Regions from separate parts of the Mus musculus genome. Here region 1 is linked to region 2. A link is a loop called in an ENCODE intact Hi-C map of the cell type or tissue named here. Cell type or tissue: heart. All regions are shown on one strand. Links, peaks and the distances in the headings refer to the core of each region. The heading gives the core; the rest is flanking DNA.

Region 1 (15,449 bases), core at 3,799-11,798, 250 kb before region 2:
GCTGCCAGGCTGAGGAGCCTGTGTGTGTCTGTCACTTAGTAAATAGTAAAGCAGTTTAACTTTTGTGGTTTTAATGTATATTTGTGCAAATATCAATGCGTGTCTTTTTTGGTTTGTCTGGGAACTTGTTGTACATGTGATTTGCTAATTATAGAAATCTAATCTTTTAATACTTTCGGTTGTTTCAGAGGCCCGACAACTTGGTGTTGGGTATTTTGCCTTTGCCCGAGACAAAGAGTTAAGAAACAAGCAAATGAAAACTTTAGAGATGCTTCGTGAACAGGTACAAGTTAAAGTTTAAGTTATTGTTATGGGTTTGAATAATTTTTTTAATTGATAGGCCATGCTTTTAAAAATGTAGTAAATCCAGAGACACATAGCTAAGCCTTGGGTGGAGAGAGAGTCCAAATTGGAGCTTGGGGACCCCCCCACAGAAAAGGGATCAAGGACACCAGAAGAACACAGCCCTCAGAATCAGCCTAAGCAGGGCTCATTGAGGCTCACAGAGACTGAAGTGGCAATTACTGAGCCTTCTTGGGGCTGTGCTTTGTCCTCTGCTTACATGTATACATACATACATACATACATACATACATACACACACACACACACACACATACATACATACATACATACATACATACATACATACATACATACAATGGTTGTTAGCTTGGTGGGATTGGTGTATTACTCATTCTTTAGCCTGCTTTTGGGACCCTATTCCTCTCCCTGGGTTGCCTTCATCCAGCCCTAAGGATTTGTGCCTAGTCTTACTATAACTTATTATGCCATGTTTGGTTCATATCCCTGGGAGGCCTGTCCTTTTCTGAAGGGGAATGGAGGAGGAGTGAATCTATAGGAGAGGGGAGGTGGGGGACAGGGCTGGAAGGAGCAGAAGGAGGGGACATTGCAGTTGGGATGTATTGTCTGAGAGAAGAATAAAACATGTAGTAAATAAAATGAAAATTGATATTCAGAATGTCATTATTGGTCTTAAAGGTAGTTACCAAATTATTGTGGATTTCCAAACTCTAAAATTATAAATGTTTTGGAAGTAGTCTGTGCTTTGCTACATTTTGTTTTTATTAGTAGTATATGTGTGTATATTGTGTATGTGTGGGCATGTGTGTCATGGCATGTGTAGTGGTCAGAGGACAACTTTATGGAGTTGATCTCTCCTTCCATCTCTGTATTGATGCCAGGCTTACATCACTGCCGCAAGCATCTTTACCCACTGAACCACTACTAGACCTGCAGTTTTATTATTACCATTAGTACTAGGTTTGTGCAAGTTCTGCCTTCATCTCTGTATGTGTACCATATGCATGTGTAGTTCCTGCAGAGACCAGAGAGGACACGGGATTCCTTGGAACTGGAATTATGAATGGTTTTAAGCCACTATGTGGATGCTAGCAAACTGAATCTGGGTCCTCAGCAAGAGCAGCAAGTGTTCTTAATCTTTCCAGCCTCCAGCCTTGCTGTTTTAAATCTAGTTTCAAACATGGTAATTTTGATGACCTAGGTTAGGAACTGGGAGGTTGTTCTAAGGGACCTAGGAGTAAAAGAGAACTGAACAGCTTGCTTCTATGTGGAGGCTTCTACTGTGCTCTGTGAGTTCTCTTTTAGCTTCCTAAGCATCAGAGGCTGTGACGGTCTGCTTTATAGGGCACCATTTTCAGAGTCTTTGGGAGAGCTGCTTAGAGGTGATATGAAAATGAATTAGCACTTTTTTCTCCCTGTTTTTGGTTTTTCAAGACAGGATTTCTTTGTATTTCCCTGGCTGTCCTGAAACTCGCTCTGTAGACCAGGCTGACCCCAAACTCACAGAGATCCACCTGACTCAGCCTCCCCAGTGCTGGGATTAAAGGCGTGCGCCACCATTGCCTGTCTTAATTAGCACTTTTTTTAAAAAAGTGAATTATTTCATCTTTTTAAACAAATGTTATGCATTTGATTTCAGGTGAATAATTTTCTAACTTTTTGTTCTATCCAGACAACAGATCAGAGAATAAAACGAGAAAACATAAAGGAAAAGAGAAAAGCTATGTTAGAAGCAAGACTGGCAAAGCTTCGACAAAAGAAGATGAAAAAATCAAAAGAGGATGGAACTGAAGAAGAAGGCAGAGGTACAGCACGGCTCAGATTTCTGACTTCAAAGGGAGGGTTATGTCTACAGTGTCTCACTCATAGGGCTGCAATCAGCGACTTAGCTTTACTCTTAGATATTTCTGTCTGTTTATTATTGTATGTGATGTGTGAGTGAGTGTAGGTGTGCATGTGCCATAGCACAGGTGTGGAAGTTAGAGGACAGTTTTCAGTAGTGTGCTTTTTGCTTTCTCTGTGATCTCCCTGGTTCAGATTCAGGCCATCAGGTTTGCTCAGCAGGCACTCTTACCCACTGAGCCATCTCATGGTCCAGGAGCAATTTTTATAGCTGGAATGTTTCAGAATGACACTCTCATGTTTTTAGACAATAGACAAGGATATTAACAAATAATACATTGAGTTGCCTTTTATAAGGACAGTTGAGTAAACTATTTAAAAGAAAAGTTTAGCTCTGTATAGATATGACATAAATTTTTAATTTTTTTAAAGATTTATTTATTTATAATATGTAAGTACACTGTAGCTGTCTTCAGACACCCCAGAAGAGGGAGTCAGATCTCATTACAGATGGTTGTGAGCCACCATGTGGTTGCTGGTATTTGAACTCAAGACCTCTGGAAGAGCAGTCAGCGCTCTTAACTGCTGAGCCGTCTCTCCAGCCCAAATTTTAAAATTTAACAATATATACATAAAAACATAGAAACTACATATTTGGGGGAGTGCCATGTGATGTTTTGGTAACTGTGTGTATTAGGTGATCTAAATCAAGGTGGATGTCTGCCTCACGCATTTATCATTTCTATGGTAAAAAACATTTAAAATCATTTTTTTCTAGTCTTTTCAACTTCAGCTTTTTGTTGTTGTTGTTGTTGGGTTTGTTTTTTTGTTTTGGTTTTTGGGTTTTGTTTTTTTTTGTTTTTGTTTTTGTTTTGTTTTGTTTTGTTTTGTTTTTTTTTCAAGACAGGGTTTCTCTGTGTAGCCCTGGATGTCCTGGAACTCACTCTGTAGACCAGGCTGGCCTCAAACTCAGAAATCTGCCTGCCTCTGCCTCCCGAGTGCTGGGATTAATGGCATGCGCCACCACCGCCCAGCAGCTTCAGCTTTTTTAATGTTTAAAATTCTATCTAAGTGTGTGTGTGTGTGTGTGTGTGTGTGTGTGTGTGTTTTGCCTGTGTGCATGTCTTTGTTCTATGTTGGTGTCCCATGCCTGCAGTGCATGTCTTTGTTCTGTGTTGGTGCCCCATGCCTGCAGAGGCTAGAAGAAGACATCAGATCCCTAGGAACTCAAGTCACAGAACGTTGCTAACCACTATGAGGGTGCTGGAAATCAATCCTTGGGTCCTCTGGAAGTGCAACCAATGCTCTTAATTGCTGAGACATCTCTCTAGGTCTGACTTCAGTTTTTTTGCTTATAGTTATTTTTTTGTTGTAATGTACTTTTCTTTGTAAAATGTTCTTACCAACTTGGATATTAAGGTAAAGCAGCTGGAGACAGAAATTCAAACTGAAGAACTGAGCTCTAGAAACAAGATGGAACACACTTTCCCTGGGAGACAGCTGTGAGATGCTGTGATCAGACAGGCTTAGTCTGCGTTATGGAGTAGAAGCCAAATTGCTAACTTTAGCCCTTCCCTAAGTGGCTCCAGTATACTAGCCTGCCTGTCTGTTTTAACATTGAAAAGTGCAAGAGTATCTAGGTCATCCGGTCCCAGGTTTCCTCTCATCTTGCTGTTTCTGCTGCTCTCTAGTGTCGCTTTCCTCTATGTTGCTCCAAGTTTGCTCTCTGGCACCTGTTCCTGATCCAGCCCAGGACCAGGTCAGGGAAGCAGGGAGAGAGGAAGAGGATCCAGCTTTCCTTTTCAGGATGTGAGTGGGAAGTTGTGGCCCAGTGTTTGCATCGCACTGGCCAGAGCTCAGGCCCACAGGCTGTATTAGCAGTAGAGGAAGCTGAAAAGTGGCTTCTCCTGGGAGATGAGATTGAAACTTGGGGACATTCTAACAATAAGAGCTCCAGTTTAGGACTGGCTAGAATCTTCTCGTCCTTTTCTAGCCTCTGAGCAAGGCCTCATGTAACACTGACAAGACACCAGAAAAGCTTAGGAATTGAAAATTCCGTGTTTAGTTTCAGATAAAGGCTGTTTCTTGTTGAGTTCTGCATGGTGTCTGGTTTTGTTCTGCCTCTTGAACATTTGTCCTAGAAGATGTGAAGTGAAATTTTCCCACATTTCTTGAAAATCAATTTTCATTAAGATTTTAAAACTAGGGCCAAAATGAAACAGGTGATTTCACTTCTCCAGCATGCTGCTTGCTTGTTACTCTTGCTATTTTAGTTGGATAATTTGAGGATTTAGGGTTTTTCAGTTGCTCCTTGGGAACACAGAGATTGACATCTGTTCAACTTCAACTTGAGTGTTGAGTTTTCTTGATACTTTATACATGTTTACCATTGATCAGCTAAATTTTTTCTTGTTGATAAAATAACAATAAAATTGTTAGAATTGTTTAGGGACTTAGGCGATCTGTTGTATAGAAATTGCTGAAGCATTGTCAAGATAGCTCAAGAGTACAAACCTGGCTTTCTGAATCTGACCCTAGAAACCCACATATAGGGTAATCAACTGCACTGCGCTGTTCTCTGAGCTCTACGTGTGCTCTGGCATTCACACCCACTCACTGACATAGAGAAAGAACTGTTACCAAACTGCTTCTCTGCTGTCTGAGGCTCGCTTGCTGTTCCCGTTAGCACTAGTGATTAGTTTTACTTCAAAATTAGGATGTTATGTTTTTAAACCATGGTGACAAGGTCTTGTTTCCTTACAGAAGCAGATGGAGTTGTTCCTGAGCCCTCAGAGCCAAAGCCTGTACCTGCCCCAGCTCCTGTGGCCCAGAACAGCAAGGTGGAGGTCATCATTCAGGAGAGGAGGGACACCAAGCCTGGGGTGCCACACATCCGAGAGTGGGACCGAGGGAAAGGTAGGTGGGCTTTTAGCTGTCAGCTTCTTGAGGGGCCCTTGTGAAGGGGGTTTTGGTTTTAAGTAAAAGTGTGATTCTGGTGAGATTTCATTTTTATTTTTTTATGGTGCAGAGATGGACTCTAGGGCCTTATACACACTAGGCAAGAGCTCTACTGCTGGGCTCCACCTTCAGCCCCACAGTCACTCTCAGTGCTCCTGAGGCTTAAGTCTCCAGGTCTCTGAACCTGTTTCTTCTCCATATTGAACAGTAGTTATTTATAAACAGGAGAATGGCAAAATGTGATCAAAAGACCAGCATCTACAAAGGTATTTTGTCCACAGAATAATTTTCTAAAAAGTGCATGGGAAGTTTAGATCCATACTTTTAGGTGTGGTTTTTCAGCTTAGAATGTTACTCTCCAGGAACTGCTTTTAAGGTATGAGAGAGGCCGGTGTCTGAGGAATTCTGTCTTTAGCAATCCTCTATATTCGGTTGAAAGTTTACCTGAGCTTCCATTGTACATGCACATTTCTAAGTTTTCACCAAAGTGCCCACCACAGTCTTTGCGGCAGCAGACTGTGTTATGCCTCGTTCAAAACTACTTCAGTGGAATGTTAGCTCCTGCTGTTGGAGTTGATGAGAAATGTATAGAGCCTCTGCTCATATTGGATGAGCCCCTTCTGTGTCTTCCAGAACACAACAAATGAGAGACTGCTTTGATGTGAAACACCTAATCATGCCAACGTCAGCATATACTTGACTGTTTCATTTCTCTGTAGTTGTAGTGCCCTTTTGGCAGTGTGGTCCAGAGCCTGTCAGCCTCTCCGTAGAGCCATTATCTAATCTTTCCTTGTCGTAGGCTACTCCATTTCTTAGCTGGGTTTTGTGTTGCTATCCTTGTTCTTAGATAATCTGTCGTGGCTTTTAAAATGCATATAAGAACTGAAAAGTATTCAATAAATTTGACTGATTCATAATTGTTTTTAATAATACCCTTTCTATTTTCATAGACTTTTCCTTTGGATTCTGGTCGAAGAAGCAGTCAGAACTCCGAGCTGAGCGAGATCCTGAGTTTGCCCCACCTTCAAATTACTTTGTGGGTCAAAAGAGAACTGCTCCTATGAGTAGCCAGCCACAGAGCAGACCAGGATCAGCACCAAGTGACTTGGGACATTCCTCTGGCCAGAGCCAGGAACCCAGCTCTTCACACACATCCACTCCTGCCTCTGAAAGCTCACCACAAGCGCCCACAGTCACTTTCCAAACACTAGATGATATGATATCTTATTATAAACAAGTCACATGACCTGTAAAGCATGCTGGTTGTATTTGTCTCATAGAAGTCAGTCAGGACTGAGTTTTACTTCTTTCTTCCTGTACTTTCCCAGGGAGCACAGGCTTGAGGCCACATTAGTTGACAGGGAGGAGTGAGAGCTCATTGACTCTTAGGTTGTTCATTTTCTTACCGCTTGGTATAGGGGGACTATCTTCTCTCCATGCTGACCCAGCTGTGACTCATTTGGGGTTCCAGGTGTGTAAATTATAAATGCTAATCTGAGAAATACTGAGGAACTTGTTTCTTTTTTAGATTATTTTATGTATGTGAACATCTTACCTTCTTGTATATATGTGTACCACGTGTGCCTGGTGCCAAGGAGGTCAGAAGGTGGTGTAGGATACCCTGGGCCTGGAGTTATGTATAATTGTAAGCTACTATGTGGGTGCTGGGAACGGAACTTTGGTCCTCCACAAGAAGAGTAGCCAGTGCTCTTAACTATGGATTCATCTCTCCATACCCCTCTGAGGGGCTTTTAACCCTTCTTTACAAACACACCCTCTCATGACTTCGCTTTTAGGGCTCCATTCTTTTCTTTTCAGAAGTGTGTTAGCATGCAGGTGTCTACTCCACAGGTTCAGCTTCCCTGACAGGTGATGGAGCAACATGAGGAGGATTTGTCCAACAGGCAAATGAGGGCCTATTATAGAGGGCTGCGTGGGAAAAGGAAGCTGCTGGGACACTAGGTAGTCACATCTGAAGCTCTAAGGTTGGGGAAGAGCACCTACAGTTCAGAGGTAGAAGTTGGTAGTTGATCTGTTCCCTGTTACTCAGTTGCCTATGTCTGTCCTCTGCAGATATCTGGAGTTGGGCTGAACTATTTGGGCATTTGCAAAGGCTGCTGAGCTGTTTAGAAACCAGTGTTCCTTAGTTTTGCCAGTTAGAGCTTTGACTTGTCCTCCTGCCTCTGTGCCTTCTGATGCTCTCCATTACTTTAGTCTTCTTGACTCTCTGAGTAGGTCAGACTTGGACCCCATGGTGCTGAGCAGGTAGGTCCCTGCCTATATTCTTATTTAGCAGGGACGTTTGGTGCACAGGAATCTAAAGGACGTCACTCAGTAGGGGTGTTCGGAGCATTCACCTATGCAGCTGCAGACAGGCAGTCAGGAGTTGACCACCAACCCTCTGAGAACAGTGTAGCAAAGGAAGACCCACCTCTTTGGGGTTTCCTTGATGCTTTGTCTCTGCTCACATGAGTGGAAATGCCCTGTTCTTCCTCGAAGTCATGTGGCATTGTATTGGAACAAGACTTATGTCTAATTTCCAGGCTTAAGCTTTTCCTAGTATCTTCTGCTGCCAGTCTTTTGCCCCAGTATTAACAAAGTTTGGACAAATCCCAAAATTACCTCTGAACTCCACAACAAAAGCAGAAGCTAGACATAATGCAGTCCTGTTAGTCTCATCAGGCAAATACCTCCTTTAAATACATCAAAACTCAGCTACCCTTAATTTTTTTTCCAGAAATGACACATGTATCCTAAAATTCATATGGAAATGCTAGGGACCCAGAATAGCCAGAAAAAAGTTGGAGGACTAAAGATAAGGGCCAAAACTATAAATTCAGCTAAAATAAGGAAATAGTTTAGAGGAGAAAGAAGGAAATAGAATTATTAGACATGTCACAACTGTAAGCAAAAGCAGAAAAGAGACAGACATGGGAGCAGAGGTGGGTTCAAGGCCAGCCTGGACTACATAGCAAGCTGCAGGCAGAATAAAAGGAAAATAGTTTGATCGCTGGAGATAAAGTGCTTTTATGAGGCAGAGTATCAAGAAGAGAATGTGGTGGGATGAGAGAAGGCAGGAGTGACAGCCAGGCAGCAATGGGCCTTGAATGGAGCCAGCAGGCATGGGAGGACCTGGCCACCACAGCCCTTTGGGAGCAGCAGCAGTCAAGCGCAGTTACTCTTCACCTCAACTAGTACCTGTAGGTCATTTTCCTCTGGGGTTTTGAAGACTAAGTTTCTTTCTAGTCTCCTCTTTATGACACCAGTTAAAAGGTCTATATACAGTCCCTCAGATTTATCTTGAAGTCAGCTTCAGAAACTTACTTTTCATGGACCAGCTTTGTGCCAGGATGTCCAGCAGATGGCAGCAGAGTCCTCAGAGTTCAGAGCCATGCACCAAGACTATTGGCTTCCTAGGGATGCAATCAATGTGTCGCTTTCATTTTGTTTTTTTCCTTTTTGGGGGAAGACAGTTTCGTGTAGCTCAAACTTCGTATGTAGCAGAGATTGAACATTTTTTAGTTTATTCTTTGACAATTTTCGTACATGTATGTGCACAGTGTATTGTTTCCCCTCACTTTCTGCCCTCCTCAGATCTCCTTCCACCCTGTCAACTTCCTCTCTTCCACACAAGTCCTTTTTTTCCATCTTTTCATTTTGTTGTGTTGTGATCCACTGATTTTATCTGAGACTATCTGTGATCTGTCTATTGGGACCTAGACAATGACTGCCTTACCATCAGAATCCATCCCAACCAATTGTTCAGCAAGGAGAGATAGGGCCCCTTGATCCCCTTCCCATTCAGTGATTGCTCCGTGATAGTCACTTTTGTAGGCCCTGTGCAGGCAGTTGTAGCTACTGTCAAGACTGGGTGTGCTGTGTCTGTGCAATGGCTATGCTCTGCCCTGAAGATTGCATTTCTCAGTCCTCTGCCTTCCAGCTTGGCACTCTGTTCCCTTTTCTGGTGTTCCTAATTGTTGAGGGATATGCACTCAGCAGTCACTTGTTCTCAGCACCTGAGCACAATGTGGATGGATGGAGAGCCACAGGAGGCTGAGTGTCAGTATTGAATTTCTGATCCTCTTGTGTGTACCTCTGTCCCTAGAGTGTTAGGATTACAGGTGTGGGCCACCTCACCTGGTTTATGTCTTGCTGGGTATTTAACCCAGGGCTATATTTGCATATTAGGTAAGCATTCTACCAACTGAACTACATTTCCAGGCCATTTTTAACTTTGTTAGAACCATATCTTAAAAATGAAATTATGGTGGCACATGCCTTTAATCCCAGCACTTGGGAAGCAGAGGCAGACAAATTTATGAGTTCAAGGCCAGCCTGGTCTACAGAGTGAGTTCCAGGACAGCCAGGGCTACACACAGAAATCCTGTCTTGAAAAAAAAAAAAGAAATTAATTTTTTTATTGAACTTAATATATTCAGAACATCTTAGTATACATTCAGGATACAGAAAACATCAAGAGGTACTTTGTTTCTTTTTTAAAAAGCTTAGATAGATAGATAGATAGATACATACATACATACATACGTACATACGTACATACATACATACATAGATAGTCAGGGGTTCTGTATATGTATAATCCCTGGCTGTATTGAAACTTGCTATGTAAACCAGGCTGGCAACAAACTCAGAGATCAGACTGCTTTGCCTCCCAAATGCTGGGAATAATGGTGTGTACCATCACACCTGCTTTTGGTTTTGTATTATGTGTGAAAGCCTGCATGTATATGTGTACCACGTGTGTATTTGATGCCCTCAGAGGGCAGAAGAGGGTGCCATCTCCTGGAGCTGGAGTTACAAGTAGAGCTGCTCTGTGGGTGTTACGGACAGAGTCCTCTGCAAGAGGACCAAACACTAACAACTGCTAAGCCACACTTCCCTATTGTTTTCATACTAAATTCCAGAGTGCACTGTAGCCCGCAGTGTAGCCGAGCTTGCATACTCATTTTCCACCAGATACACTTTTATCTGTATTTAGGTGTCATAAAGCAGTTGAAAAGTACTAAACTCATATCCAGGTTGTCCCAAACATATAAATTTTCTGATAGTTGAATTGAGTGAAGTTTTAAATTTAAGAATTTTTGGTGGTGTGTGTTTTGAGGTGTCAGGTTTGCCTTGCACATGTTTGTCATGTGCTGTCATTGAGCTACAGCTCCAGTTTCAGCTTTTAAGCTCAAAATTTTGTTACTGTGTGTATCTCTGTATGGGGTCAGAGGACAACTTGGTAGGGTTGGTTTTCCTGTTCCACCTTTACATGGGTTAGCTCCAGGTTCAAGTTTAGGTTGCTAGGTCTCTCAAGCACTTTGCTCAGCTGCCTGCCCCCTTTCCCACCAAGTGTTAAATTTACATCAGGGAAATTGAAGTTGAATCCTTTTGTTGTGCTAACTTGTGTGCAGGACTGCTCCAAATAACCATTTGCTGGCTTTGCGGTCCCTGTACTTTGTCTTCCCATTAATGACCAAAGACTGGCAAGCCAGTTTCTCCCAGGTGCACATCCAAGACTTATGACCGTGTCTGAATTGGAAGTGGTTAAGCCTACAGGAGAATGTTCTCATGTCTTCTCTGCATGTCTGGAGAGCAGAGCAAACCATTGAGAAGACTGCTCTGAGTTCCTTGTTTTCACTGTAACCTCTCCTCTGGGCCTTGTGTGTTTTGGCGCAGTTCCTTTGAATTGGTGTACTGAATCATTCTGCTGGCCTGTAGAATGCCCAAAGGAGAGCATTTGAATCCATATACATGAGGTGCCTGCTGCACTTAGCTATACATTTGCCAGAGGCGTGGCTAATTCCCCTGGGTTGCTCTTCAGCTGGTCTGGTTGTGACATACAGATGAGGCAGTGGAATTTAGAATCCGGAACAGGGGTGGGTACTGGTCTTTACAGTTAACACAACAGGATAGCCACACCATATGTGGCTCAAGTTTCCTTTTGAACCAGTAAGGCAAGCTGAGTCAGTTATATGCCAGACTGTTCACATAAAATGCTACATAGCCAAGGTGAGTGATAATAACTGAAAATGATTTGTTGGCTTGAAAATGGTGAGAAGAGACTCATGTGGCTGTGAGGACTCGTGTGACTTATGGAGGATATTGGTATGTGATTTTGTGTTTGAAGAGTGAGTCATTCACGTGTACTGGCGAGGGCTCAGTGTGGCCCTGGGGTTGATAGTAATGTTTAGGAAACTGGAAAGTCAGCTGTTCAGGTGAAGCCATGTTTTCATCCGAACCCATGCCCATTGCTCAGGTTGACAGTGCATGCCTTTAATCTCAGCAGATCTCTGAGGTCTACAGAGTGAGTTCCAGTTCAGCCAGGGCTACACGGTGATATGTGCTCTCAAAAATAAAATAAAAAATAAAATAAACCCTAACCTCTAGCAGAGCCTTGGTGCTCTGCAGTGGTTCCTGATATCCAGGTAGCACACGTGTATACAAAAAATGGGTGTCCACACATAACAGTCAGAGGCTCATTTCCTTTCCACTCTCAGTTTAAACACTCCCTCTTTTTTACCCTCCCCTTCTTTCCTTTTCTTCCTCCTTCCATCCCCCTTTCTTTCTTCTTTCCTTATTTTCTCCCTCCCTCCCTCCCTCCTTCCTTCCTTCTTTTTCATTTAAATCCATTTCTAACTGCCATGTTTCCCCAGCTCCCAAAGCCCACCTTCTGTTGTCGTGACTGGTTTCAAGCATTTTCCCAGGCCATGCTTTGTCCTCTTCTGTGTCTTGTACACACACTATCAGCATTAAGTTTCTTTGAGCTGGAACATGCTGTCCACCCTTTCCTTCCCTGCTTGCTTCACTCTGTCCACCCTTCAACAGTCACTGTGGCTTGAGGCTTTGTGTCTCGTGTGAGGCTATGCCAGTGCCTGGCAAATACAGAAGTGGATGCTCACAGTCAGCTATTGGATGGAGCACAGGGCCCCCAATGGAGGAGCTAGAGAAATTACCCAAGGAGCTGAAGGGATCTGCAACCCTATGGGTGGAACAACAATATGAACTAACCAGTACCCCGGAGCTTGTGTCTCTAGCTGCATATGTAGCAGAAGATGGCCTAGTTGGCCATCAATGGGAAGAGAGGCCCCTAGGTCTTGCAAACTTTATATGCCCCAGTACAGGGGAACGCCAGGGCCAAGAAGTGGGAGTGGGTGGGTAGGGCAGCAGGGCGGGGGAGAGTATAGGGAACTTTCAGGATAGCATTTGAAATGTAAATGAAGAAAATATCTAATAAAAAATTGAAAAAAAAAAAAAAGAGAGAAAAGACCTGGCCCTGCTCCCCACCTGGTCTCCTAGGTTACAGGTATTCTGAGAGTTGTGCAGGACATTTGGCTTCTTGGATGCTAGTTTAAATTTCCAGGGAGTGCTGGTCAGTGCAGTGTGTAATGTACCATTTACACTACATTACATGTAGCTGGTTTGCTTTCATTTAAAGTTTCTAAAACTGAGCTGCTCAGTTATTTTTAGTTGCTGCCTAGTAGTTCATCAAAATAACAAAATAACAGAAACAGAAGCACTGGTCAGCATTCAGACATGGTAGGAAAGGATCAGCCAGGGCACCTTTTAGATCAATTTAGATTGTTTTCTCACACTGCCACCTTCCCCCTGCCTTTGAAATGTCCCCTTGAGTATCACTTTGAGAAGTAGCATCACTCGCTGACATGGAAAGACATTCATTCTTAATTGATCCTTTCAGGAAATTCATCTCCGTGGGGCCTGTTAACACTGCAATGCATGTCCCTGTAGAGGGGCCAGGTATTTAGAAGGGTTGTTACCCCAAGCTTGCATTGCCAGGGTTTCCTGTTGAGCCTTGGCATGACAGGGTGGAGCAGGATGCCTACTGGCCCTCATCATGTGTGCTAAGATGCACTTCTCTGTGTGGCCTGTTTTCCTGCCTGCTGGAGAACTCTCTAGCATCTCTTTAGATAATACTACCTTATATGCCAAGCAGCTCAGGGACAGCAGGGATGAGGCCATCTGTTCCATTATCAGAAGCCATGCTTACACACAGGGCAGTTACACAAACTACCTTCTACATATTAAATCCTTATAGGAGTGTTTCTGACCCAAGCCAGAGAGAACCAGAAACTAGGGAAGCATGGCCAGATGACCTGGGAAGCCTGCTTTCCTTTTGGTTTTGAGTACTCGGCACTTTTACCCAACTTTGTTCGTGGCTCAGTACCACTACAGGCAAGTATATATGTCCTTTTAAATCTCAGCCAAAATTTACCTCTTCTCATACGTGTTTTCTAGTGGGTGTGTTCGTACCAGAATCACAAAAATAGGAGCAATATGCTGCACTATGCTGCCATGGCTGTGACAACTGTGATGTCACCAAATGATGGTACATTTCCACTTATGACCCGAAGGGTCCAGTGCTGAGGACGCTATCTGTCATCATGTGTCCACGTCAGTGCTGCATGAAATGTTTGCATATATAGCAGCTACAAGCATTGGTTAAGCAGGCATGGTCCTGTTTCATCTGTGGCTTCCCCAGGCTCTCTGTGCCCACCGTGCCACACTATTCCTAGAGGGCTTTGTTATTCCATCATCTGTTTATTTCCCCTCCTATCTGCTTGGTAACTTCTTAGCTTCAGGAACACCCTCCTGTCTGCCTCCTGTTGATGTTTTTCTTTGGTGTTATTGGTGGTTTGAATGATAGATGTCCCTTTGTATTCTCTGGAATTGAAATACTTGGCCCCCAGTTTGTACACTGTGTGTATCTGTGTGCTTTTGTATGTTTGTACACATGCACATGCATGCTTACGTATACCCTTGCTAGAGAGGTATGTCACTGAGGCAGGTTTTGAGAGCTTAAAGACTTGCACCATTTTGAATTTTCTCTTTGCTTGCAGCTTGAAAACTGAAATTCAGGCCGGAAGCCACTCCTGTTGCCATGCCTGTCTGCTGGCATGCTTCCCTACTGAGATGATCATGCATCTCTCTCTCTCTCTCTCTCTCTCTCTCTCTCTCTCTCTCTCTCTTTCTCCTTACACCCAAATAAATTCTTTCCTCCATACATTACCTTGGTCATGGAATTTTATCACAGCAATAGAAAAGTAACAAATACCAGGAGTTGGTTATTGCAGTGACAGACCTGACCATGCTGGTTTGTTTGTTTTGAGGAATGTGGAAAATTGTAAAGTTTTAGACTAGAAAAGCAGTTGAACACTTTAAGCAGAGTTTAACTGGCCATCCTAGTTGGAACTTGGAAGACAGTAGTGCTGAGAGCTGCATGGATCGTGGAGGCCCAACATACGAGGTTTCAGAGGGGAGCCATATTAGCAAGTGTACTGGAGAGCATTAGTGTGATATTTGGGCAAAAAATGTGGCTGCCTTTCTAAGAGCCTTCGTGAGACTGAGTTTGCAGGCAATGGACTAATTTCTTCAGGGGCAGAGTAGATTTTAAGACAGACTCTGTTGCATAGTTGATAGTAATCATAGGCAGTGAAGAAGAGCAAGGGAGGCAGAAAGAAATATAAAATAAGGGTTGAGAAGAAAAAGAATCCCAGGAAGCTTAATGTTGCAGACAAGTCTTGTGCTGAAAGAGGTAGGGAGATTAAAGAGAGGTCTGATCAGTAGCAGCAGTAGTAGGGAGAGAACTCATCTAGCTAAACTTCCAACTTGTGAAAAGAAAAGGCATGGAGAATTTTCTGCTTCTAGAAAGTAACAATAAACAAAAAGTATAGCAAGTGTGATTCAGTGAGGGCCAGGGTTCATCCAAAGCTGGGAATGGGACTGGGTAACCATCTAAACTCTGATCAAACATTGGAGCCACAGGATTTGGAGTTTGCCCTGCTGAGTTTTGGACTTGCTTTGATCCAGTATTTTTTTCACTATGTCCCCAGTCATCCTATTTGGAACAGTAATGAACGTCTGTGCCATTGTATTTTGGACATATATAATTTTTTTTTAATTTCATAGGAGGTTACAGAAAAGATTGCCCTGCGTCTCAGTAAAACTTTGGACTTTTACAAAGTGATGGGACTGAGAGACTACAGGGACGTTAGAAGTTGGGCTGATTGTTTTGCATTATGTAAAGGCCATTAGACTAGGGGCTAGGGAGTAGGATGTGGTAGCTTTGAACAATAGATGTCCCTCTGTATTCTCAGGCATTTGAGTACTTGGCCCCTAGTTTATGGCACAGTTGTGGGGAGGCTTCAGGAATGCCATTGAGACAGGATTGGGGAGCTTAAAGACTTGTCCCCTTTTCAGTTTGCTCTCTGCATGCTGCCTGAAGTTTGGAAGGTGAACTCTCAGCGTTCCTGCCGTCATCTTTTCCTGCTGCCCATGTCTCACTGTGACAGTGATGCTTATCT
Region 2 (15,449 bases), core at 4,606-12,605:
TGCTTTCCTGACAGCCAAGACCACCTACCCAGAGGTGGCTAGACCCTTTCACATCACTAATCAAGAAAAGATACCATAGGCTTGTCTACAAGCCAATCTTATAGAGACATTTTCTCAATTAAGATTTTCATCTTTGAGTCTTCCACTAGCAGCCTTTGGATGAAGACATAGAACTCTCAGCTCTGCCTGTGCCATGCCTGCCTTTTTACTGCCATGCTCCCACCTTGATGGTAATGGACTGAACCTCTGAACCTGTAAGCCAGCCCCAATTAAATGTTGTTTTTTATAAGACTTGCCTTGGTCATGGTGTCTGTTCACAGCAGTAAAACCCTAACTAAGACAGAAGTTGGTACCAGGGACTGGGGTATTGCTGATAGGCCTGGCCATGCTTTTATTTGAAAGAATGTGTATTTTTGAACTTTGGATTTGGAACTCAGTGGAATGCTTTAAATGGGGCTTAATGGGTCATCCTAGTAGGAATATGGAAGACTTTGTTGCTGGGAGTAATTTGAACTGTGTTGACCTGGCCCAAGAGATTTCAAAGGAGAAGAATTTCAGTATGTGGCATAAAGACTGTTTTGTGGTATTTTGGTGAAGAATGTGGCTACTTTTTGCCCTTGTCTGAAAAGTCTGTCTGAGGCTAAGGTGAGGAGACTTGGATTATATATGGTTTGAGTATTAAAGGCATACCAGGAAGTGAAATGGAGCAAAATCCTGTGTTCTAGGAAATAACAGATTAAGGGAGTGGGACCTTGGGGCAAGAGTCCTACCCAGCTGAATTTAGATCCAGGCATGGTGGCACACACCTTTAATCCCATGAGACAGGCATGCTGATCTCTGCATTCAAGGTCAATCTACTGAGCAAGAACCAGGATAGCCAAGCTTAGTCAGTGAAGGATTTAGAAAACATAAAGCCAGTGATAATGTAATAGGACAAGGGGATCATGTTCTAGATCCTGTAAGCAGCAGAACTCGACAGCTTCAGCCATGTGGCTCTGGCTCTAGAGTTAAGAATGGAAGGAACTACTGGGACAATTGATGCTGGTTAGCTGGAGCTAAGACATTAGCAATGATTAAGAAGAGAACAGCATCACTGAGTTGAAACTGGGGGTTGTTTTCTGGGAGCACAAAGAAGCTGTGTTCCAGAGATAGCCAAGGGTGTACCTCATGCTGCAGCTGGACTTGGTAATGTCTAAGAGTCACCTAGGTGGTACTGGTTTTGAAGGCATGAAGGTGTTATGAAGAACAGTTGAGGCTTTGCACTGTGAGAGGTCATGGAAGGCCATTGGTGAAGGTGTAGCCTCAGCTGTAGTTGATGGCCCTGGACTGAAGGGGTCAGGCAAAGGATTTGATGCTTGGCACCATGAAGAGAGCCTATGAGAGGCTATTGGTGAAGCCTAGTTGGAGTGGAACACCCCAGTGTATTAGAGATCAGTACCATGGGATGATCACCAAGATCAGCAGCCATAGTGGAGTGGATCAACCTGAGCTTAGAGTGCAACAGAGGGCAGAGCTGGAGAAGTGATGCCAGCCCTTAGGAAGAGTCCAAAATATCAAGTGGAATCTCAGACACTGAAACAAGAAGCTGTAACATTGAAATTACCTTGGAGACTCAAGGATGTTAAAGATGCCAGAGCCATGAGATACATGCTGAGGAAAGCTGCTAACAGGGAGTGGAACTAGCCCAGGAGAAAGCAGTTTGTTGCAGTCAATAAACATGAAAAAGGAGTGGAGATCTGAAGACTGCTTTGACATCAGCCATGGAGATGCAGAGTTTGGAGTTTGCCCAGCTGGTTTCCTGCCTTGCTTTGAAGATTACAGTTAATTGGTTGGATGAATCTCAGAAGAGCCCTTGAACTTTGGACTTTTAACAATGTTGAGACTGCTATAGACTATGAGGACTTTGAAAGTTGGAATGCATTTGCATTATGCTATGTTTAAGTATGGCCTCCATAGACTCATGTTTTTGAACAAGTCTATGAGGGCCAGTGAGTGGAATGTGATGGTTTGTATATTCTTGGACCAGGGAGTGGCATCATTTGAAGGTGTAGCCTTGTTGGAAAGGTGTGACCTGGTTGGAGTAGGTGTGTCACTGTGGGTGTGGACTTAAGACTCTCACCCCAGTTGCCTGGAAGTCAGTCTTCCACTGGCAGCCTTTGGATGAAGACAGAACTCTCAGCTCTGCCTGCGCGGTGACACTGATGATAATGGACTGAACCTCTGAACCTGTAAGCCAGCCCCAAGTAAATGTTGTTTTTTTATAAGACTTGCCTTGGTCATGGTGTCTGTTCACAGCAGGAAAACCCTAAGACAAATGAGCAAGCACAGATTTTCGAGGGCTTAATCAGATCTCATGAGTTTAATAAATGGAGTTGTGTAATTCAGGATACAAAATAATAAAGACACTGTGAACACAGGGAAAAAAAAGATTTTCATCTTCCTAGATAAGTCTAGGTTTGAGTTAAGTTGTTAGAAAGCCAACTGGCATACACAGTGCAAAATAGATGCCACTATTTCTATTGCGCAATTAGTTGATATTCCATTTTGTCACACTGTTCCTAAAGGAGGCTTACTGATTGATGTTTTCACCAATCTATCCTGGAAGCATCTGTTTCTCCATATTTAATATTATGTTGTACTTTTAACTGTCAGTTTGCTAAATGATACGTCGGTGCTGTGTAGCTTTTATATTTATGTAAATGTACATAATAAACTATTGTTTTTGTGTAATTTTCACATTTTATGAACAAAAAAGTAGTTTTCCTCATCCTTCCCTGTATTTACTCCCCTTAATTTTCAACCAACAGATCTTTTGAAAATGATACCTAATTTTGTTAAAATTATTTAAATTTGTTACAAAGTATTATATGGTAAGGAATAACTACTGAAGTATCCATGGTCCTTCAGCTGAGTATCTGCCTTATAGGAAAGATTACTATGTATTTAGGAAGAGGTATGGAAACCATCTGTAAAGTGGGGAATAATACTGGTTTAATCAAGGCTCTGGTGGTAGTTTCCTATGGTACTTCATTTCCCTAATGGAAAATGTTGGGATTCTGCAGAATTAGACCTTGGAGTGTTTACTCTAGCTTTTTGTATTAGCTCTAGCTGAGTAGATGGCTTTAGGTGCCAAATAACTAGCCAAGACTTCTGCTGTAAGCCCCACTTAGCCTAAGGTAAGATCGCTCTTATGACTTTGTCTTCAGCCTATGTTTTATTCAAAAGTATATTGTTAGGATTTCTGTTTCAGTCTCACTGAGTTTGAGAACATACTTCATATGCTTTCTACTCTGCAAACTTTTACAATGCATTATAAGAGCCAGAATGTAGTTTCTGTTAGTGACTATCCTGAGCAGTTTTGAGAATTGAGGTATTGTGGGTGGTAGAGGGAATATCATATAAATGCCGTTTATATCAAGCTGATCATACTACTTAGCCTGCTGTTCCTTACTAGCTTTGATGCCTGCTTGCTAGTGCTTACAGGAAGGCATTGACCTCTCCAACATAGCTATGGAGTTCTTTGTTCCTTCCTCTAGTTCTATCTGGTTTTGCCTTGTTTTATTTGCTTGACTGGTTTAGGGTTTTGATCCTAATGCTGTAACCTAGGGTTTTGCACATGCTAACCCCAGATTCCTTATATATTTTGCTTCTTGGTTTTGGGCACATGAATTTGGATTACTACACCTTTCTTTGAGAATCAATTCTCATTATGTAATACCTTTCTCGTAGGGCCCAATTGTTTCCTTGTTTTGAAGTTTATTTTGTTTGAAATTAATGTAGTTACTCCATCTTTTTGTTACTGTTTTTCTGTTTTGCTTTTTATTTTTATGTACAAGGTACATCTTTTGTCTTTTCATCTTAACATTGTTTCATATATATGAAATATGTTATAATAATTGCTGTATTTTTACTGGCGTATGAAAAAATTCACACTTATGTGATTATCAATAATTTAAGATTATTATCACCCTTTCATGTAATTTCTGTGTTAATTGCCTGAAGTTCCTCTTCTTGATTATGATAGATATTTATGTGCTTTCAGTTGTTGCTCTAGTGTTTGCATTTTACATTTCAATACTTTAAGACCACCTACAAATGATATATAATTGTTAGTGAAATATACATTACAAAAAAAGAAAAACATTTTAAGTGCACTTTAGTAACATTGTAGTCTGTGGTGTTGTATCACCTCACCTTATTAGTTTAGTTCCACTATACTGTATTTAAAATGGCAGTTTCTTTAATCCCAGCACTTGGGAGGCAGAGACAGGCGGATTTCTGAGTTCGAGGCCAGCCTGGTCTACAAAGTGAGTTCCAGGACAGCCAGGGCTACACAGAGAAACACCATCTCGAAAAACAAAACAAAACAACAACAAAAAAAGCAGTTTTCTACCCATTTTTCTTTCTTTCACCTTATTCCCTGGAATAAGTATGCAGAAAAACATATAATATGAGTTGTGCTCATCTCTTTTACTAATGTGTAATGTGTCCATCAGCTTTGAATGGGTAGAAAGTCACAGAGAACTGGATCTCTCCTCTGTCCTCCCCACTCGAGTTGTCTCTTACTGGTGAGCAGAGAGCATGGACATTTGTTCAGGTAGGGAAATCTGGGCTTGCCTCTTACTATAAGCTTCCTAAGACTGCAGGATAAGCTTCCTCAAGTGTTGCCACTTAATAGTTTCCGGCCAGACATATGAATAAAATTGAGGTGCTGCGGGGTCTAAGAAAACCTCTTCTTAGCCTCCCTGCGTGCTTGTACCTATTTCAAAGCTTGCTTCTGTTGTTTCATGGTCTTTTGTGGACGCTAGTCAAGGATAATGTGACTTGCGAACACACCAAGCTCAAGGTCATGCTCTGTGTTTTCTTAGTGTTCCTCATAGAATAAATGATATGCACATAAAAGCCCAATGTGGTGTTGCACACCTGTAGTCCCAGCCCTTCAGAGTCTGAGGGAAAAGAATTATGAGTTCAAGGAAGAAAAGACTTTCAGTTTTCAAGGAATTGGGGTCAGGCCTTCTGCTGTGTCACTACATTCCACAGTCTTAATATCTTCTCTCCAAGTGCTAGGCCTCTTTTGGCCTGACCACACAACAGTAAAGTTAGATGTAGCCTCAAAGAGATCTCAGACTCAGAAAATGGAGTGGGTTGGTGAAGAATCACAATGGAGAGCCAAGTGAATTCAGCCACCCAAGACAGACTCCTTACAGGACCTTCCCTAAAAAACTATCACTTCTTTAAAGCAACCATCTCCAGATTTTTGAAGAGTTAATGCTGTCTTTTTTGACTATTGAGAGGATGGGGTGCTTTTTATTGTTTTGTTTTGTTTTGTTTGAGACAGGGTTTCTGTATTTAGCCCTGGCTATTCTGGAACTAGCTTTATAGACCAGGCTGGCCTTGAACTCAGGATCGCCCAACTCCCCCTCCCAAGTGCTAGGATTAAAGGCATGTCCCACCAGTATCCACTCCACCCCCTCTTAAAAAATGTCTAAGCCTATCTATTTTTATGATTATCTTCAAAAAGGGCCTTTTAATTCTAAAAATACTAAAGAAAGGATCCTAGAATAAAAGTAATTTTTGAAAAAAATAATTTCTGAAAAGCTCACTATATATTTATCTTACTTATTGTTTTGATAAGATACCAGTCAAAGTAATTATGGCAGCAGAAACAGAAGGCCATATTGCATCCAGTCCAGAAGCAGAACAGATTGATTGCTGGTGCTTAGCTCATTTTCTCCCTTTTATTCTATTCAGTCCAGAGTTCCATTTCATGGAATGGCACCACTTGCATTCAGGGTGGGTCTTCCCTGCATTGTCCAATTTTTCTGGAAAGACTCACATAGGCAGCTAGATGTGTTTCCTTAGTGCTTCTAAATCCCGTCAAGTTGACAGTAGAGATTAGCCATCACAACTGGTGCAGTATATCTTAGACCAGCATCCATTCTAGTGATCACCTCCTAAGCACTGTCTGCAAGTGCAGACAGGTCTAAACAGGTCTAAAGACACACCAAGCAAAGGGGCTTCTATGTTATATCTTGTAGATTGTAACAGACCAGCAGACAGGACAAAAGATCCAGATAGTCACCGCAGTGGATGCCTCTGGATCCTCTAAACAGCAGTTCATCCTAACCAGCCCAGATGGAGCTGGAACTGGGAAGGTGATCCTGGCTTCTCCGGAAACATCCAGTGCCAAGCAGCTCATATTCACCACCTCGGACAACCTTGTCCCTGGCAGGATCCAGGTAAGGCCCATTGACAGGTGGTTGTTTCCAGACGAGGTACTGAACCACTTCTCAGCTCAGTTTTGCCTTGCCTTTGGGAATTTACAAGCATGGTGGGATTGCTGCCTTAGCTAAATTAAAAACCAGTAAATTGAACGGCCACACCCAGAAGACAAGCAGGAACAGTAAGAAGGGATAAAAGCTAATCCAAGGAAAAGACACTGGCATAGGCAAGGTTATGAGGCCACTGGAGAATTGTTCTTAAAGGGCCGCATGGTGGAAACCATTAGCCTCAGATATCTTTAAGGCACCCTCTGGAGCTGACCACTCTTACCTCAGTCTCATGTAGGTGGCCAACCTAGGTCCAGTTCTTCATTTTGATATGACATATTTTCCAGAAACTATTCTGTACTTCTGTCTCCTGCTCTGTCTTACCTATTTCTATTCTGAGAGGGAGGAGCAAGATGAGCAAGATGGGATTGGGAGCAGCCACATTCAATCAATAAGGGCAGCCACAATAAACAAATAAACAAACAAATAAATAAAGATGCTGAGGGGAAAGCAGGGCCAATTGTAAGGTTGGAGGCTCTATGCCAGCGCCTCAGAGTAGTCAGGAACAAGTATGTTTTGACATAGTCTATGTTAAATTTTTTTTGACTTATTTTTGAGACAGGGTCTTTATATAGCCCTGCCTGTCTTGGAACTCATTATGTAGACCATGTTGGCCTCGAAGTCACAGAGATCTGCCTGTTTCTGCCTCCCGAATGCTGGGATTAAAGGTATATGCCACCATATCTGGCTTGATTTTTGTTTTTTAATTTGTGAATTGTCCATAATGTAAAATTTACCATCTTAATCATTATTGTAGCCCCATCTGTAAATCTTTTCATCTTCCCAAACTGAAACACTGTACCTATTTGGGCTCTCACACATAAGCCACGGTGAAAAGATGGGAGAAGTCAGTGTTCTATTCCCTTTCCCTCAAGCCCTGCTCAATTTCCTGCTCGCACCTCACCCACTCCCAGCCCATGGGAGTGTTTGTGTGTTCAAGTGCATATTTTTAGTAAGTTTAGATGCTTGTAGAAACTTGAGAGGTGTTCAGTCACCTAGAGTTAGAGTTGTAAGCAGTTGTGAACTCCCCAAATTTGAGTGCTGAGAACTGAATTTGAGTCTTCCACAAGAACATTATGAACTCTTAACTTCAAAGACATCTCTTCAGACTCTATATCTGTTTAAAATATTTTTGATGCATTTATATATTTATGACATTTTATATTACATATATGGCAAATTTATATTTTGTATTTTACATATGAATGCATACATGGTACAGCATATGTGTGGAGGCCAGGGGGCATCTTACAAGAGTTGGCTCCTCGCATGTGGGTTCATGGGATTGAACTCAGATTGTCAGGGTTAGCAGCGGGTGCCTCTTCCCACTGAGACTTTTTGCTGGCTCTACATCTTATTTTTTGATATGTCTCTCAAAACTAATTTGGAGAGGCTGCCTGCCTGACCAGTAAGCCTGGTGATCCAAGGTCTTACTGGCCTTGTGCTTACACAGCAAGGTCTTTACTGACTGACCCATCCGCCAGCCCTTGTTTTTATCCTTTCATCTATTGGTTGATACCTGGTTAGTCCCACTGTTTGGCTATTACTGATGTGTGGAGCATTCTTTCTACTATAGAGAGAAACTTCAGAACCTCCTTTTTCCCTTGATGAGCTAGACTTAGACAGCCAGTGTGTTCTGCTTTCAGAAAGTTCTCTGAGAGAGCTAGCAGTACAGCTAACCAGCATTATCTATCTTATTCTCCTTCTCCTAAAGTGTGTTCTGATCTTTTGATGTTCAACTATCCATTTTGTTAAAAAGCACAGGTTTGTGAAAGACTGGCTTCTGATGTTGTCATTTCACAGGTGGTTTTTACCTGATTTCTGTATACGGCCCAATCGTGTGAGATTCGTTTGAAGGTCTATTGTGTGCTCAAATTAAGTACATTTTAAAAATAACCATTCTTTAAAATTTCTTAGCTTGATATCAGTTGTTTTCTCCTAGATGGATAGCACTGTTTGTAATCTAGAGAGTTACCTACAAGTGAGAGGAAATAGCAGGCTTCTGTTGTCAGCTGTACTAGTTCATCTCTCCATTACCAGGTGCTTCAACAAACAGTCCAATCAGGAAAGTCTGGGTGTGACAAACATGCCAGGTTGTATATTTCCATGTTGTTCGATGGGATGAGAAACATAGCTGAAGAACCTTACCTATTCTTTACCTTAGAGAATCTATATGTGATCCCTATGTGGCCTCCAGTTTTGGTGATAGTCACAGGATAGAGTAATCATTGACATGTGCAGGCCAGTGGGGAAGCAGAATTACCTGGCTGTTGAATGAAGAAGCTGTTGGTTAAAGTAATCCTAGTTCTACCTAGAGTTCTTTTAGTTTAGATGCCTAAGACAGGGGGATGCACAACTAGATGTTACTTTACTTAGTTATCTAGCTTTTAATTGGCACTGTTTGTTTGCCAACATCTTAGATCGTCACGGATTCTGCTTCTGTGGAGCGTTTGCTGGGGAAGGCAGACGTCCAGCGGCCCCAGGTGGTGGAGTACTGTGTGGTCTGTGGCGACAAAGCCTCTGGTATGTGACTCCGGCTTCTGGCACGTATCAAGGAGCAACATGACCTTTTATAGGGTAGGAAAGTGGTTAGTTGAGAAAGAACATTTTATGTAGGTTTCAAACATGAACCTCACATAATAAGCAAAGTAGTTGTCAGATTATTCAAATTGATAGGAAAAGTCAAGAAACTCTGAGATTTGTTTCCAATTGTTTATATGCTATTAAGTAAAAAAATTTTTCTCATCTTGTTTATATCACCCAAGGTGTGTTATGTATATAATTCCCCCGATCCAAATTGTCTCACTTTTCTTTTTATCCTTTTACTAAACCCTGTGTGATAAGCTTCTATGATGGAGTAGGAACCATGCTGTGCCCCTTGGAAAAGTGTACGCAGACGTGCATGCATGCCTCTCTCTCTCTCTCTCTCTCTGTGTGTGAGTGTGTGTGTGTGTGTGTGTGTGTGTGTGTACTCTTAGTGGAGACCCAAGGCCTCTGGTGAGTTATTTAAATCTGTGTTTCTGGTGTCCTTCAAGGAGAGCCCAAAGGCTTCCGCAGTTAGTGCTCTGATGGAGACAGGAGGCTTGCTAGCACTGGGGAGCCATAGAAGGTAAGCAAAGCAGTAAGGCAGGCAGTGGGAATGAAGAAGCTCAGCTCAGGGATCTGGGGCATAGACCTGAGTTCTGAAGCAGCTTTTTTCCACTCACAGGAAGTCTGGAGGGTTTGTTGTCCTGGATTTCATTTTGTCCTTTTGAAAAAGGGGTTTGACCAAATCTAGGAGGATGCTTCAGAAGGAAGCATCTTCAGAAGCTTTGTTTTTTTTTTTTTTTTTCCTTTAAGCTGGTTTTACCATTTCTCTGCCATTGGTACCTGCTTCTGATCCTACCTTGTCTTGGTAAAGCCAGTCCATCCTACCACTTAAAGGCCCATCTTCCCCTGGAAGCAGGTAGACAGCGCTGTCACTGGTTCTGATTGTGTTTCTCCAGGCTGTCCAGACATCTTGTACATTTTCCTATAATCGAAATGGACTTTCTCATTGGAGTGTTTGAGCAAAATCTATGTCTGCTAAACAAGGAGACACACTGCAGATGTTCGAATACATGAAGTAGGGACAGAAACAGCCAAAAACTGCCTGGTTTCCTTGTTGCTCAGGGTTCTTCTGAGCTTCAAGGAAAGGCCTCATCACATAGCCTTATAGTGCCACTGTTTCCAGCTCTTAGAAGTCACCCAGATAGCAAATTTAAGGAGACATTACAAAAAAAGGTCAAGGCAGTATTGACATGGGGTCAATTCAGTACCATAGTGCTTCAAAGGAAAATGAGATCCTCCAAATTAATCTCTAGTCAGTGTGAACAGTGATGCTGTGAAGTTTCCTAACAGTTGAGCTGTGTAGGCTTGGGTTCTGGAAGCAAGAGAAGTCCAGAAAGTATAAGGTTATGATATACAGTAGCACTTTATCAGCTAAGAAGGATGAGCTGAGGTCATTAGCTAAATAAAGACCGAGTAAGTGAGCAGAGAAATGAGCTGTGATTTGTAGCCATGTTCCTGGAAGGGCCTCAAGGGGGTGCTTAGAGACAAGGACTTTGACTCAGAAAGTAAGCAAGAATATAGGAATGATAGACTGTTTAGTCTGGCAGTAAGAGTAGACACCAAGCTGCTTCTATAGCCAAGTATGCAGACTGGAGGAGAGTTGCCTGAACTGCTCTGTGTGTTGGGATGGTTGTGTGCCAAGAGCAGTCACATCATATATGAGCTTTGGGTTTCCATCATGACCTTACAAGGTTTCTGTAGAGATATGGACATATGAGGTAGACATAGTGTTGGGCTGTCATTAACCCCTGTGGTGACAGCACCTGACAGTGCACCCAGTGAGAACAGGGCTGGGACAGTTCACCTCTGCTCATGAGGAGCCAAATCATGTGCTCATTCACTTCCCTTCAGGCCGGCACTATGGGGCTGTCAGTTGTGAAGGTTGCAAAGGTTTCTTCAAAAGGAGCGTGAGGAAGAATCTGACCTACAGCTGTCGGAGCAGCCAAGACTGCATCATCAACAAGCACCACCGTAACCGCTGCCAGTTCTGCCGGCTGAAGAAGTGCCTGGAGATGGGCATGAAAATGGAGTGTGAGTAGCAGGGCCCCATCAAGCTAGTAAATGCCTGCTAAATAGGTGTGGTTTACCTTTGACTTTAAAGGGGGTGGGAAGTAGGGGAGGGGGTGGTGGAAATACTCAGAAAAGCTTCATTGTGCTTTACCTAAATTCTGGGCAGCCAGGTAGTCCAGAGCTGACACTACTGGGTTTTGACAGTATACATGGTATATACGAAAGTCCCTTTCCCAATCAATCAGAAAACAGGACAGGAGGAATGGAGATTAGGTAACGACAGCTTCAGAGTAAAGCTGAGACCAAGGCTAAAGAGTTACCAGAAACAGTTCCTTTCTCAATCCCTGGGCCTCGTCTGTGACCCATCCAAGTGGAAGCAGCCACAAAAGGGTTGAAACCCTCCTCTCAGTAGTATTCTGAAACTAGTCTTTCATTCACAAGGACCATTCATTGAATCAGTTTCTAACGGTGAAATCTTAAGAACCAGGTCCCAAAATAGGCAACACAGAAAAGTCACTGTGAGCAAGCTGTGCTTAAGTGTACAGTAAGGATGGAAAGGAACAGAGTCAGGCCTACAACAGGCTAATAGTGCCTCATGGCTCCTAGGAAGACTAGAGCCAGTGGATTTCATTATTGTTTCCTATTCTAGGACTAGGACAATACAAAATTCACTGGGGAACAAGAAGTATGCTTGCAACCTGTACAACCACAGTCAGTATAATATATACATGTCTAGCTTAGGGTAGGTCTGCACTGTCATACTTACAGGTTGTCCTTAGTTGTAAGCAGTGATGGGACTAAACTTGGTCAATCACAAGCATAGTTGCAAACTCACAGTCCAACTGCATTTCAACTTAGTAGTAAGGCATCTGGACCCAAGGCTTGGTCTCTTGCTTTTAAGAACAGTTTGTGCAGAACTCGGGAGGCAGAGGCAGGCGGATTTCTGAGCTCGAGAACAGCCTGGTCTACAGAGTGAGTTCCAGGACAGCCAGGGATACACAGAGAAACCCTGTCTCGAAAAACAAAACAAAACAAGAACAGTTTGTGGGCTGGGGAGATGGCTCGATGTGTAAAGTGTCTACTGTATTAGCATGAAGATGTGAATTCAGATTTCAGGCACCTGTGTAAGAGCTGGGTGGTGTTACTAATGTGTGTAGTTGTAGCACTAGGGGTGAAGACAGGTAGATCAGCAGAGCTTGCTGGCCATGCCAACCTAGCCAATCAGTGATCTCCATGATCACTGAAAGACCCTAAATCAAAACAAAGGAGAAAAACAGTAATAGAAAATCCTCAATGTTGATCTCTGGCCTCTGTATATACATAAACTGTACACCCCACCCCCCCAAGATCTAGATTTTCTTCAGTTGCTTGTGACAAACATATATCATTTAAAATTTTATTTTAGTTTTAATTATGTATGTGTATGTGTCTATGTATACTGTGTACATATGAATGTATGCACCTATCAAGGGCCTTAGATCTCCCTAGTGCTGTAGTTGCAGGCAGTTGTAAGCTGTCTAAAGTGAGTGCTGGGAACTGAACTCTGGTCCCCTTTAAGAGTAATATATTCTTAACTTCTGAGCTTTCTCCAGCCCCTATATGCCCATGCTTAAGCTTGGTTGCTGGGAAAGAAATTGCTGTATGTAGCTAACAGCCTCCAGTTTGCTGAAGCTCTTCAGACTGAATGAAGTTGGACTCTAGCAATTTGTGGCATGGTATAATCTATATGAAGGATCCACTTGAAGATTGACATTTCTTATCCTGGGCTGAGCCCAGCTGGTTAGTGACAGAAGTTTAAAAACAAAACAAAACAAAACAAAAAAAAAACCCAAACAGTAGAATATATTGGCCTCCTTAGGTCACATCAGAGTGGCAGTTTCTGAGCAAGCATCACCTGCCATCTTGAGCCTTTGTATGCCTTTGCTTTGGGGTTGTTGATTTTGACTCTTTGCATTGATTGGAAAGCCCATGGTGACCAAATGCCAGAGTTACAGATTTGCTAAGAAACAACTTCAGCATGTTACAGTGTTTATTCATTTGATTCTTTTTCTCTAAATGTGAATATGTTGTCATTTAAGCTGTACAGAGTGAACGGAAGCCCTTTGATGTGCAACGGGAGAAACCAAGCAATTGTGCTGCTTCCACTGAGAAGATCTATATCCGGAAAGACCTGAGAAGTCCTCTGATAGCCACTCCCACATTTGTGGCAGACAAAGATGGAGCAAGGTCAGTCTCCTGTTCCCACAAAGTAGTACTGTGTTCAGCCTCCACACTGGCCTGAAGAAGCACAGATATTCCTGGAAAGGGCACACACGTGGCTCTCACCTGCTTCCCATAGCTCTGGCATGTCTCATTCTGTCTTTTGATCCACTTAAGGTTGCTGAGAGTCACTTCAGGACACAACTGATCCTAAGGGTTAGACTTTATTCATTAGCTGTCTATAGCTCAAAATAAAGGCCTTTTTTTTTTTTTTTTTTTTTTTTTTTACAATATAGAAGAAAATACCAGATGCCACAAACTAACTTGTTCATTCTTTTTAACACACTGTGTTGAACTGGTTTTAAAGAGAACTGAAATAAGGAGCCAGAAATCCAAAATGTATTACACAAAAGCTGGAGTTGAGGGTCTCTGGACAATTCTTTGAGTATCAGTTAAACTTTGGGAAGAATGGCCACAGTTAGTATAGAAGGCCTAGGGTTAGGCATCTGTGTTCTGTGCTCCCTCAGCCTGATGCCTAGCTTTGTAACGAGCTCATGAGCGAGAGCAGACAAGTGGCCACTCACCCTGGGCTGAATGTTACAGCTTTTCTCTTGTAGACTGCCTGGCATATATGGAAGCCAACTGAATGTAGCATGAACATAATGTGCAGAAAATGTTAGATACTACTCTGGGTTTCTTTGTGTCTTAAATAGACAAACAGGTCTTCTTGATCCAGGGATGCTTGTGAACATCCAACAGCCTTTGATACGTGAGGATGGTACAGTTCTCCTGGCCGCGGATTCCAAGGTAACACTCTCTCCTGTGTTGCAGTGCAGGCTGCTTTTCCAACTATACCTGCTCTCTTGGCCATCAGACATGATGCTGAAAGCATAGCCTCCTGTAGCTACATTAATTTCTCATGATAATAGTCATCCTAGGACTTGTTCTAAAGATGCTTGTGGTTTTCAGATACTCCACTCAGGGCTGAATGGCAATAGTCACTATCACATGGCAGCTTTGTGGACATTCAATGGTTCTTCACATGGCATCTTTGTAGACATTCTATGGTTCTGTTCCCTATTAATGTAATCCCCTTATTCTACATATTGGCAGGCTCCCATTATGCTGGGAAGGTAGCTATTTTTTCTAAAGCAGCCTTTTGTAAAAGCTCCAGTTCTTTCCCATTAGATAATTTGTAATAGGCTAACAAATGAGCCATAAATAACGAACTTATAGACTGAGATGTCTGTTGGTCCAAGAGGTCATCTCCCATTGTGCCATCTGCACAGTATGTTGTGGTTCTACCGTAATTTATTAATCAGTTCTGTGCTTAAACTTTGCTACTGGGGCTGGGTGGAGTGGTGTGCTACTTTATCTGTTCTGTCATTTTATCACAATGTTATTGCATCACATATGTGGATCTGTGTATGTGGCTGTAACCAAAATACAAAAACACAAAAGCCTGATCCATTCTGATCCAGTTGATATACAAAAAGATCTTCCTAGCATGACTCCATTCACACCTAGAAGCTGGCCTTAGATAAACATGATACCTTCTTCATTTCATTGCCCTTAAGTCATTCTCCTGTGTATGCTCATTTTTTAGTGTTACTATATTACTATTATTTTTTTAATAGGCTGAAACAAGCCAAGGAGCTCTAGGTACACTGGCAAATGTAGTGACCTCTTTGGCCAACCTGAGTGAATCTTTGAACAACGGTGATGCTTCAGAAATGCAGCCAGAGGACCAGTCTGCAAGTGAGATTACTCGGTATGAGCCCCTCTGATACTCTACATTCCTGGCACTGTGTTGTAAGGATAGATGCCAACATTTGGCACTTATGCTATAAATGAGTTTTATATTTTTATTTTTGGTCCTGGAAATTGACCTCTGCCTCTGCTTGTGTATAAGACAAGCGCTGTGCCAGTGAACTACATACTTCAAAAATACTCCAACTTGTGTCTAATTAAAGAACTATAAAGTTGTCAAAACAACCCCACATATCTGTTGTCTTCCACATTTAACTATGGGAATTTACAATGAAGGAGAACCCACTTATATCATGTGACAATAAGGCAGTCAGAGCTGCAGTTGGCTCCTTAAACCGGGGTCTTCATCAAACAAATGTTCTTTGACTCGAGCACTGTGTAATGAACCTGCACAAAACAGCATACCTCTTTCTGTTTCTGTTTCTCTTTGCTCACACCTGTTTTCTGAGTGGTACATGCTAGCTAATGGAAAGCAATAGTTGGTTCCAGGTGGCATTGGCTAGCTGCTCAGGGTGTTTCTTCCCTGCTGCTTGGCCCTTGTGTTTTACTCTT

The links. Peaks named below come from ENCODE experiments on the same cell type or tissue, not always from the same donor. Only the 100,000 strongest peaks of a DNase experiment are listed, where the experiment ranks them.
Region 1: it touches region 2 in a loop (2.1-fold over the local background); 6 of 42 quality-filtered maps call a loop at or near these places.

What each region holds. Positions count from the first base shown.
Region 1 is chr6:91,893,218-91,908,666 of GRCm38, forward strand. Ccdc174 (coiled-coil domain containing 174) reads left to right here. Exons shown (of 11, transcript NM_172730.2): 8 at 189-283; 9 at 1,997-2,129; 10 at 4,930-5,082; 11 at 6,075-6,631. The coding sequence ends at 6,370. 4930590J08Rik (RIKEN cDNA 4930590J08 gene) reads left to right here and starts at 11,016. Exons shown (of 20, transcript NM_198668.2): 1 at 11,016-11,139; 2 at 13,184-13,320. In heart, for the core only: a CTCF peak has its summit at 8,477 (motif pointing right); a DNase peak (open chromatin) is centred at 8,474.
Region 2 is chr6:92,143,566-92,159,014 of GRCm38, forward strand. Nr2c2 (nuclear receptor subfamily 2, group C, member 2) reads left to right here. Exons shown (of 15, transcript NM_001347342.1): 4 at 6,039-6,239; 5 at 8,750-8,852; 6 at 10,770-10,949; 7 at 13,007-13,154; 8 at 13,841-13,934; 9 at 14,765-14,898. It overlaps Gm46967 (a long non-coding RNA gene), which reads right to left and starts at 13,845. Exons shown (of 3, transcript XR_001785326.1): 1 at 10,723-13,845; 2 at 9,715-9,840; 3 at 7,446-8,896. In heart, for the core only: CTCF peaks have their summits at 8,817 and 10,387 (motif pointing right); no DNase peak of the experiment used is centred there.